2 separate regions of the Mus musculus genome follow, and region 2 is linked to region 1. Evidence: chromatin loops called from intact Hi-C (ENCODE). Cell type or tissue: left cerebral cortex. All regions are shown on one strand. Each heading gives the region's core, and the rest is flanking DNA. Links, peaks and the distances in the headings are about the cores only.

The links. A loop is a pair of places that touch in the nucleus more often than their neighbours do. Peaks named below come from ENCODE experiments on the same cell type or tissue, not always from the same donor. Only the 100,000 strongest peaks of a DNase experiment are listed, where the experiment ranks them.
Region 2: a loop joins it to region 1, with 9 times the contacts of the local background. A loop is called at or near these places in 2 of 42 quality-filtered maps.

The regions. Positions count from the first base shown.
Region 1 is chr13:96,927,829-96,935,943 of GRCm38, forward strand. It overlaps Gcnt4 (glucosaminyl (N-acetyl) transferase 4, core 2 (beta-1,6-N-acetylglucosaminyltransferase)), which reads left to right. Exons shown (of 3, transcript NM_001166065.2): 2 at 8,052-8,115. Among named protein-coding and RNA genes, the nearest start is that of Gcnt4, 7.2 kb to the left of the region's middle. In left cerebral cortex, for the core only: no CTCF peak of the experiment used is centred there; DNase peaks (open chromatin) are centred at 3,139, 3,999, 4,280 and 5,111; H3K27ac peaks cover 1,616 bases.
Region 2 is chr13:96,683,555-96,686,054 of GRCm38, forward strand. No RefSeq gene overlaps it. Among named protein-coding and RNA genes, the nearest start is that of Gm33171, 13 kb to the right of the region's middle. In left cerebral cortex, for the core only: no CTCF peak of the experiment used is centred there; a DNase peak (open chromatin) is centred at 1,437.

The sequences.
Region 1 (8,115 bases), core at 2,897-5,396:
TTACTGGGAAACAGGCCATTATGCCTTAGGAAAATATTAGGGACACAGGGTATCAAAAACCAGGCAGCCTACATGGTACACACATGCAATCCTAGCATATCAAAGTTGGAACATGGGCTGGAGAGATGACTCAACCACTAAAGGCTGGGCTCACAACCAAAAGTTGGAACATGGCCAGTTCAAGGTAACCTGTAGCCATGTAGTCAGTTCAAGGCTAGCCTAGAATATATGAAACTGTATAAATAAGTTAATTCATTAACTAGATAATTAGCTAGAATGATAAAGCAGATAAGCAGCCCAAGAAACAAATGATAGTTTTGTTGGTTGGAGCAGTGTTCCTGTGTGTCCATAGGCCAGCTGCTTCAGTGTTACCTGGGAACTTAGAAGCACTACTTCTGAGACTGCCCGCCCAGGGGGCTGTGTGGGAACCTCTGGAGATGTTGGGCCCAGCTTTCGTACGTTCTCTAGATCCTCAGAGCAGCTTTTGTTCCTCTTGAATTTTTTGTTCGTTGGCCCCTCACTTTGCAGTTTTCCTCATGAGGGACATCATATTCAGGGCAGGCTGCTTCAGATCCCTCCCTAAAAATCCTTGGGGAGAAGTGTACTGAGCAAGACACAGAGCCACTCCACAGGTTGTCAGCTGTCCCTTCCTGGTGGCTGGGTCTAACCTCAGATCCCTCAGGGCTTCAGCCTTCTGCAGTCTTGTGGTTGTCAGCCATCCAGGTCAGTGGTGGCTTTGTACCGCTGCCTTTTTCTTTTTCTCCTTTGGCGACCTCCTTCTGAACAGTGACTCATGCCAAGTGCAGTCAGCCATTCTCCACGGATGCTCCTGCAGTGAGCATTGGTCAGTGGTGGGCGTGCAGTTGATGTTTGGGGCCAATGCATTCACTCTGCATCTAGATGTCATCATTCAGGATCCAAGCGTGACAAAACTATCTGGCCAGTTGGGTCATTAAGGTCCAGGCCAATGAATTAATGACATGTGGGTTTCTTTGTTAGTGGCCCTTCTCGAAGCTAATGAGGCACAAAACTGGGGCCTCTTTTGTAGTCCTGTGGAGCCAGCATGAGAAGAATGACCCTGGCCGGTGGTTCCTGGCAGTGGTCGCCTTTGAGTCTCTGCTATTCTGAAAGTACTCTTTTAGTGTCAGCCCTGCTTATGTAACCCTATCCCAGCACACAGCCCCTGGACAGAGTGGTCAGCAATAGTGACAGGGGCTGTGGGGGAGGGGCAGCATAGATGACATAAAAGTGAATTCAGGAAGTAAAATTCGCACATTAGAATTCCTCTTTGCTTCATTTCAGTTTCCTGCTGGAGTCCCCTGTGTGTGGGGCCGGGGATGAGGGGGATGCAGGGGTGGTCACCTTTATTCTCTTAGGGTTAATTGCAGGACCTAAACCCTGGCGCCATCTACCTAAGAATGATCAGAAGCCTATGGGCAGATGCAGTGAGTCTTACGGGACAGGGGAGCTCTCATAAGAAAATGAAGACTAGCGATGCATTTGATGGAAACCTGACAAACTGTTACCAGCTATGAAAGTGGGACAAAGGCAAGAGGCCTCCCGTGGTGGGTGGAGAGGAGAAAGGACCAGGAAGAAAGGCAAGCACCGCAAGCTTCGTGCAGGTTCCGTGACAAGCAGGGCACTTGCTCGTTTTCTGTGAGAACTCTCTCAATTTTTATTTTGTGTTATGGTTGCCTACATGCACATATATGTACCACTCGCATACCTGATACACACAGAGGCCAGAAGAGGGGTTTAGATCCTGCCACTGTAGTTACGGGTGCTTTTAGACCACCATGTAGGTGCCAGGAACTGAACCCAGATCCTCAGCATGAGTAGCCAGTGCTCTGAACCCCTGAGCTGTCTCTTCAGCCCCCTGTCTCCTGCTTTCAAGGGTGTGAGCTTGCTCCTCTGATGGCCAAGTGTATGAGGTGAGAAAGAGGGTGACATATTTGATGGCAGCATACTGTGTCCTGAACATGAGCACACTCCAGTCAGATTTCTTTGGCTGGTCACATCCTCTGCTGTCCAGCCTGTTTTTCTCCTTCTAATCCAGTTAAAGGGAAACTCAATGTGATTGTCCTTTTGACCAAGATCTAATTGTGCTTAGGCATGACCCATCAGCCTATCTCATCTTGGATGGGTTATGCTGCGTGGGAACTGTGACGACAGGCCAGTGACTGTAGGTGGTAAAAGAATTCAAGACAAGACAACACAAAAAGACGGGACTAGAGTTTATTAGATACTCTAGTATAGATAGCTACAACCAGCTAAACCACCTGCCCGAAGGCATTGTATGTGTGTGTGTGGGGGGGGGGGGGGCTGCAGTTGTAGAGGGTTCTACTCAGACATCATGTCAGTGTTATTGTGCCCTAGTTATTTAGGGCTTATCAGATAGATATCTGTGTGGGGCTCTTATCTGGTTAGGCAGAGGTGTTATTATTTTGCTGAGGAATACGTTTTCTAGGGTGAATTAAGTCTCCGTGGGGTTGGCTCTCTGTGCAATGCAGCATGAGCCGCTAAGGGTCAGACTCCTGATGGGCTGAACTGCTCATTAAAGCCAGGAAGTCTTTGCCTTGCCTTGCCTTGCCTTGCTGTTGTGACTGCTCTAAAATGGATTGCAGCTAATGCAGAAAGTTAACTCTTTCTGGCCCTGTCCAGAGGCAGCAGGGTTGTCACTTGCTCTGAGCCCCAGCCTGTATTGAGAGAGCAGCCTTGTTCAGCGGTTAGAAGAGTTTGGTATAGCTGTCCGTCCCAGTAATATATATACAGCTTAGGTCCAAGGATCAGTAAAGCTTCTCTACTTCTCCTGGTGGTCTACAAGATGGAGAGGACCAGGGCTGCGCAACACGTGGCAGTGGCAGCGGAGAAGCACTCTGGCAGGCCCGGAACAATGGCACAAAATGAACACCGGGCTCTTCTCCCAGCCTGCCACTCGCCTGTGTAAATATCTGAAAGACCAGGGTGGGTGCATCCACCCCCACATTCCACCTAGGCAGAGTAGGGACCTGGCTCTGCTTAGCCATCATGGTCCACCAGGTTCCTTCTGTGGTAGCCTGCCCAGCTGTCATCCTGCCTTCCCTCAGCTGCCAGATCCAGAGACTTGCAGCAGACAGATCAGGAGAAAGATGTGGAATGATACACAGAGCAGCCGTGAGTTAGGCTGCACAGGAACACGGCTAGAATGGTAAGGAGTTTGCACAGCTGAAGGAAGGAATGTGGGAGGGGATAAGAGAGCCTAAGAAAGGATCATGAGAAAGCCATCACCATAGCAAAAAAAAAAAAAAAAAAAAAAAGAAACCCATGTGTCTTAGTTAGGGTTTCCATTGCTGTGAAGAGACACCATGACCAAAGCAACTCTTGTACAGGCCAACATTTAACTGGGGCTGGCTTACAGGTTCAGAGCTTCAGTCCATTATCACCATGGTGGGGAAGCATGGCATTGTCCAGGCAGGCATAGCACTGGAGAAGGAACTGAGAGTTCTGCATCTTGATCCAACTGCAGCCAGGAAAGGACTGTCCCCCAGGCAGCTAAGAGGAAGGTCTCAAAGCCCACCACCACGGTGACACACTTCTTCCACATCTACTCCAACAAGGCCACACCTCCTAATAGTGCTCCTCCCTGGGACAAGCAGATTCAAACCACCAAACCATGAAAGAGACATTTCCAAATGCTAGCTAAGACATTGTCTAAGACATTGTCTCTGCACACTGTGACAATTGGCCCTTGTCAGCCACTCAACCGAATTAAGGAGGAATTCTGAACTGGTGAGGTGAGGGTGTCTCCCGAGAGGACTGACCTGTGGGGCAATGACATATTCTCAGGATGGGCAGCACCTTTCCATCAAACCTGCAGAGAAAGGGTCCCTCTGTCTTCCTCTTCTTTCCAGACAAGTACAGCTTTTGTGCTGCATGTTACCAGACTCCAGCTTCTTGGGCTTTCTAATGTGCCTGCAATACCAGCGACTCTCCAGGGAGCACGCAGCTTCAGTGCCAGACCTGGACTGAGCGCCCAGCTTCCAGGACTGGGATGCTCCCAGGCTGTCACCTCTCCAACGTGCACATGGCCATCACTAACTCCACCCCTGCTGTGTATGCCAATTTTATGCACTTTATATATATAGTGTGTGTGTGTGTGAGAGAGAGAGAGAGAGAGACTCAGAAAATGTATCTTTATGATCCTCATTAGTGTATAAATATAGGATAATAGACATTTTAGGGTTTAAGAAGGAAATTGACATAGGAGTTATAACCAAGACACCAAAATCACCATAGCACGGGGTGGGGACTCTCACTGGCTTTAACCCTTTCACTTGCCTGTCTTGTGATCCCATGAGTCAAGTCCCTCTTTTTTAAAATGTATTTTCAGAATTTCAGACTTGGAGATAGTTGTATGTACAGCTGTGGGTCCCTGCCTGACAGCCTTGAACTGTAAGTAGAGGAAAAACAAACCAAAAAGCCTTTGCCTATGGAACCTGTAACGGCTACCCCTCAATGACAGTTCCTGGGTGTGGAGTGGACAAGGTGCTTTAAGCAGGACTCCGTGTCCTGGATTGTAGGGCAGCGGTTGGTACTAGGCCAGCTGTTTTAAATGCCTCTAGGCTGACAACCAGCTATCCAATTGTCCTGCCACACAGCATGCTCAGAGCATTAATTCAACTACTGTCTCACCATGGTGGGAGTCAGAGCTTGCCTTGCTCTTCCTAGACTAGGAGGTAGGTAGAGGCCAGCTTTCAGGACATCTCATTGGTGACAGACTTGGGACTCAAAACCACTGGTTCCCAATTCTAAACTTGTAGGATGTACCCAGAGGTCAGCTGGAGGGGGCAAATGTGTGTCAAGTTGGGAGATGGGGCCAGAAGGAAGGGGTGAGGGATGCACTCCTGGCTTTGAGCTGTTCAAAATATTCTTGAGCCACCTGGTACCATATCTTTTTATTGAAAACCTGCCTCAAAAGTCCCTGTGTGATAAGAACATCTCAAGAAGGGAGCCCACATACAGAATGATGCTAGACACTGGGTGGACTATTGCCTGTGACTAACAGCCATGCAGAGCTGGCTCGCCATGTGCTGGAGGGTGTTTAAGGGAAGCCTCGTCAGCCAACTGCAGTTCTCGCCAGCACTTGGAGTTAATTTGGTAAATCTTGCAGGCTGTCTTCCTTCAGATGTTTACCTAAAGCCTCCATCTACCTCCAAATTTAGACGGATGAGAAGTTCAGCATATTCGAGACATATTTTTGCACTTGACTATATACAGGATTGTGCTGTTGAACAAGTTCTCACTTTGACCTGATTTGAAGTTCATTTAGAGAGAGAAGCAGCATGTCACCCTTTTCCTTGTTCCTCTTTCAAAGTGCAGGTTTCCTAAATGTGTGAGGGTTTGTTTTTCTCATCTAGCCAAAGCTCAGGGATGCATCTGCTACGCTAGCTCAGAGGCTTAAGCTGGAGGCTGAGAGACCAGCAGTCTCTTGGTCTATACTGTCTCCTTCAGAGAGGCTCTAGCCATCTTGCTAGAGTTCCGAGCAGAAAAGTAGAAGAGAGACAAGGAGAGAGGCAAGGTGGTTTTTTTCCTGCTGAGAGCCATGTTCCCCACAACCTCGGATTCTTCCCAACACTGCCTCTTCTATATGGGAGACAGGAAGAAAGTTTTCAGAGTTGCCCATTTCTGTCACCGGCAGTTAGAGGGACTCTCTGAGAGAAGACCAGAGAACGACTGTTCTGGGCAGCTGGCAGCCTGCCAGAGTCTTCCCTATGGCGCTGTTTCTGAGTTTTATCGCATCTCTGTTCTGGCACTGACCACATCACTGTCCGTCAGAAAATCTGCTCGAGGTGTTGATTTCTGCTTTGTGTACAACTACATGCTTAAACATTTAGTAAGCTGGGCAAGCCTTGTGTTTATCTGTCATGTCTCCCGGGTGGTACAGCCCACTGTAACCTGCGGAAACTACTGTTCAAATGCAGCCTTGCCAGGGATGCCTGCTGCACAGCTGTCAGGGGATTTTCTGGATTGGGCTTCTGCAAAGGTTAAAAATCTCTGCTTTGGAACGTCCTGTCTTGGCCATATTGAGCCATGCACCATGGATTTTCTTCTATCCCTCTCCACTTAGTTTTTGAGTTTCTGGATTTGAACTTAGTATTTATGTAACTTATGTACAAGATTTCAGGGCAGTTTGCATATTTTAAGCCCACAGATCTTTGACTGAACCATGCAATCATGACAGAGGTGCCCACCTTAGCACACACATGTGTGTGGGAGGTATATGTGTGTACACACATGTGACTGTCTCTGTCTGTGCATGTGTAAATGTGTAAATGCCTGGGAATATGTGTGTTTGTGTGGATGTCTGTGTACATGTGTGCATGCCTGTGTGCATGGCACACATACACATTTCCACATGTGCATTTATGCCCTTAAGTAACTGCATTGTGAAGACGCCTGGAGACAAAAAGATGTGAATCTAGGCTCAACCAACACGGTGGAAACTCAACAGATATCAACTGTGGCTTCTGTACTAATCAAGTCAGGATCATCTAGGCATGGTGACCCACATCTGTAATCCTAGCACTCAAAAGTCTGAGGCAGGAGGATCATGAGTGAGAGGCCAGCCTGGGCTATACCATAAGATTCGCAACACATGCACAAGCACCCACAAACACATATACACACATGCATACTCATATCTGCACATAGGCATATACACATGCAACATGCACAGACACCCCGTGCACATTTACAATGCTTATTTTCACATGTGCAGGAGCACATGTGCATACAAATACACATATTCCCTGACTTATGCACACACAGATGCACATCCAGAGCTTCCTCACCATGCTGTTATTTAAGGGCATAAATGCCCATGAGGAAATGAGTTAACACATCTTCAGCTAGCTACAGATCTTTTCAATAGTTAATTTGGGGGGAATAAGATATGGAGGTGACTCTATGATACCAAAATAAAGGTTTCCAGAGATGCAGGGTTTTGGGGGGAGAGGTTTACATCTGCACACCTTGGATGAGGCAACGTCTTTTCTTTCTAACAGAAAAGTTCACTTTTTAAAAAATAGACAAAAGACTTGAGGTGGGTGGCTCAGTGAATAAAAGCGGGTATGGTGTAAGCAGGCAGACCTGAGGACCTGAGTTCAAATCTCCACTACTCGAATGAAAACCAAGTAAGCCAGGCCTGACCGTGTGTACCTGTGACCAGCACTGGGAGGCAGAGAGCTGGACCCCAGTGCTTAGTGGCCAGTCATTGAGTTGAAACAGCAGGCTTCAATTTCAGTAAGAGATCCTGTATCCAGTCAGTTAAAAGCAGAGCTGTGGAGAACACCGCATACCCTGCTCTGGCCTTTGCATGCGTACACAAGAATGCACACAACAATAACAACATTTTTTAATTCAGGTTTTCTACTTTATAGAAAAAAGAATAAAATATTTATGACCCACATTTTAAGGTTAGAACATGGAACTTGAAGGCAGTTTGGTTTCGCTGTACCTAAGCTCAGTGAAATGGACAGAAGACGAGCAAAGAAAGAAACTTGGGACCAAGGTCTAGGTGTTGGTCAGCCCCTCTTCTGCAGTCTTTTGTGCCCAGGCAGGCATGGCTTGGCATGCAGGTTGCCCTCCAACTAACATTTGAGGGCAGAGATATTTGGGGAATCCTTTTTTTAAAGTGTTTGAAGACAAACTCAGCATTTTACTTCCTAAGGGTCTCGAGTGTTAAGAACTGGACATTTCATTGGCCTTGCGGTCTCTGGCACTTTAGATCCTGCTAGAACTTCTTGGCATCGAGGTGACCGTGCCGGCTGGATGGTGAGCCACTTCTGCTCTTTACCTTGAGACATAAGAGGAAACCAAGAAGTCAGGCTGACCTCCCAGTTGCTGTAACTGCAGAGTAGTATCTGATTTCTGTGCTTTTTTTTTTTTGGTTACGCTGCTATGACCCAGATTTCCCGTGACCTTGAGGGACCACTCTCAGTCTGACCAAAGCATCTTGATAGGAGTTCTTCGTTTCCCATGTAACCTTACACAACCTTGTGATTTTTCCCTAGACCCGAACGACTCTGGAACAGGCACTGCAGGCGGAATAGAGATCTAAGGAAGCAGTATGGAGAA
Region 2 (2,500 bases), core at 1-2,500, 250 kb before region 1:
TTAGACTCAAAGGCAAGACTACTTGTCTTATATGTATAAGGCTTAGAGTTCAATTCCTCAGCTCTCTCTCTCTCTCTCTCTCTCTCTCTCTCTCTCTCTCTCTCTCTCTCTCCACACACACACACACACACACACACACACACAGAGAGAGAGAGAGAGAGAGAGAGAGAGAGAGAGAGAGTTAGTTCAAGGTCATTTAGATCAGTCATTGTGGTAAACAGATCTACTGCCCACATTAGAGAAAGAGAGCCAGACAGATCTTAGTGACTTAGAGGCCAGTGTGGTCTACATAGTCAGTTCTAGACCATTCAGGTGCCACCACACCTTTAATTCCAAATGACCTTGAACTCGGAGATCTCCCTGTCTTAATCTTCTGGAATCCATAGCCACTATGCTTCAAGATCTCCATACCAAGATCCAGATCAGAAACTTCTATCTCTCAGCCTCCAGATAAGGGCCACTGGTGAGCCTTCTAATTCTGGATTGTAGTTCATTCCAAATATAATCCAGTTGACAACCAGGAATAGCTACTACACCAGTTTATTATCTAGCCAACTTATTGATAGCTACTTGAACATCTTATACAAGCCGACAGCATGTCAGTTCCTGAGTTTCAGAAACAGAGGTTGCATATTGTTGGGGGAAATATTAAAAAAGAACCGCCAAATTCCCGAGGTCAATCCAGCTACTGTATGCCTGTCAACTCCAGTGCCTCCATGGCTAGCCCTATGCAGCGACCAATTGTAGTCTTCCCAGCTCCTGTTCGCTGCCTTAGTGCTGCCCGTACCCTCTCAGCCATAGTCTCCCTGTGGTCAGTGGTCCCACCTTCCAGTAATCCAGTAAGGCAAAACTCTAGAAACTTATAATTAATCAGTCAGATTTGTATATCAACAAATTCTCAATTCACAAAAAGACCCCACAATAATTTCAGGGCCAATTGATAATGGTACAAGCTGCCCACCTAGATCAGACAAGATATCCCAATTATTCTGTCCCTATATTGTGGGTTTGACTATGGGATTCAGCCAAGTCTTGGCCTACAAGTGAGATAGTCCCTTACTAAACGTCAACAAACACTTATTCCTCCCAATTTATGGTAGTTTACTTAATTATACAAGTAAGCACGTTGAGAAAGTCATAGAATTTCTTGACATTCTCAGAGATGTCTGGGAACTCCAGTGGGAACCCTAGGCACAGGTTGGGCAGGCAAAGAATGCTGATGTATGTTCTGCCTCTCTCTGGCTCACTGGGTCACACCCCAACAAGTCTCCATTTCCCCGAGGCAGCTTTCAGCTCCCTGAAGAGCTGCAAAGGTGACAGCAGCAGAGGCAGACACAGACAGGGAGACACATATGGAGCCGGCCCACTCCTGGCGAGAAAAAAACAAGCCTCTACTTAGAGCCACTAGTTCTGCTTATTCAGTCTAGCACATCTCCCAAAATAGCAGGTACAGGGACCACAGTGTTGCTGTGGCTCCTTCCTGCACAGGTTATCTTGGCTCTTGACCGAGCTGTCTGTAAGGCACCTCTCTCCTCATCTCCTCAGCTGCCTTCTCTGTCTTCCACCCCCAGCCTCGCTACACTCCTGAAGATGGGATAACTGAGCCTGAGACCAAGGAGCACTGTGCCATTCTCAAGAAAGAGCGTGAGTTTGGGTGTGAGGAGACAGCTTTTCCCGTGATAAAAATATGCTGGATGGCCTGTGGTGCACGTTTGCGTGCAGAAGGGCACAGAGGCGCGGAGGCATGGAGGTGTGTGGTCCCCTGTATGTCTTGAATACTGTATTTGAGTAGTAAGTTGTCTCTTGCTCAAGAGACAAAAACAGCAAGCAAGCAAGCAAGCAAGCAAGCAAGCAAGCAAGCAAGCAAGCAAGCAAGCAAGCAAGCAAGCAAACATCGCCATCCAAACAGAAACAGAATTAGAAGCAGGATAGAACGGCTGAGCAAGGAAAGCCTCACGCCTTTCTTGTCTTCCTCTTAGCTGGTGTCATTGCTCTATAAATAGCTGAGAAAGCCAGGTGGCATTAGACAGGGCTGCTCACGGAAGCAGACCAGATTAGAGACACGGGGATCACGCACCTTAAATGAACCCACTAACAGTTTCTGGAACAGCTACGACCCAAAGCTAATCAATCACTAAACACTGTTTCTACTTCTTGCCTTGCTTTGGGGGTAAAAATCCCATCTCGACTGGTTGTTTTCAAAGTTATTTTCTCCCATTTCTTCCCCGCAGTGAGTTTTGCAAGTGTTTACCAAGAAATGTTTCATCCGGTCCTGATTCCTTGCTTAGAACCTGTTTGCAGTTAGCTATGGGTAAAGTTCGAAATTTAGTACCTCCTGGCTGGCTTAATTTCATAGGCATCCACGGTCAATGATAAAGCAATATCAAAGCGGTAAATTCCTAGCTCTGAGAAATTGTAGTATTTATTGCAACCAAAATGAATTCAGCCATTATCAAATGTTTCTGAGGGTAAATTCACCCTAAGTCGAAAACAACTGCTC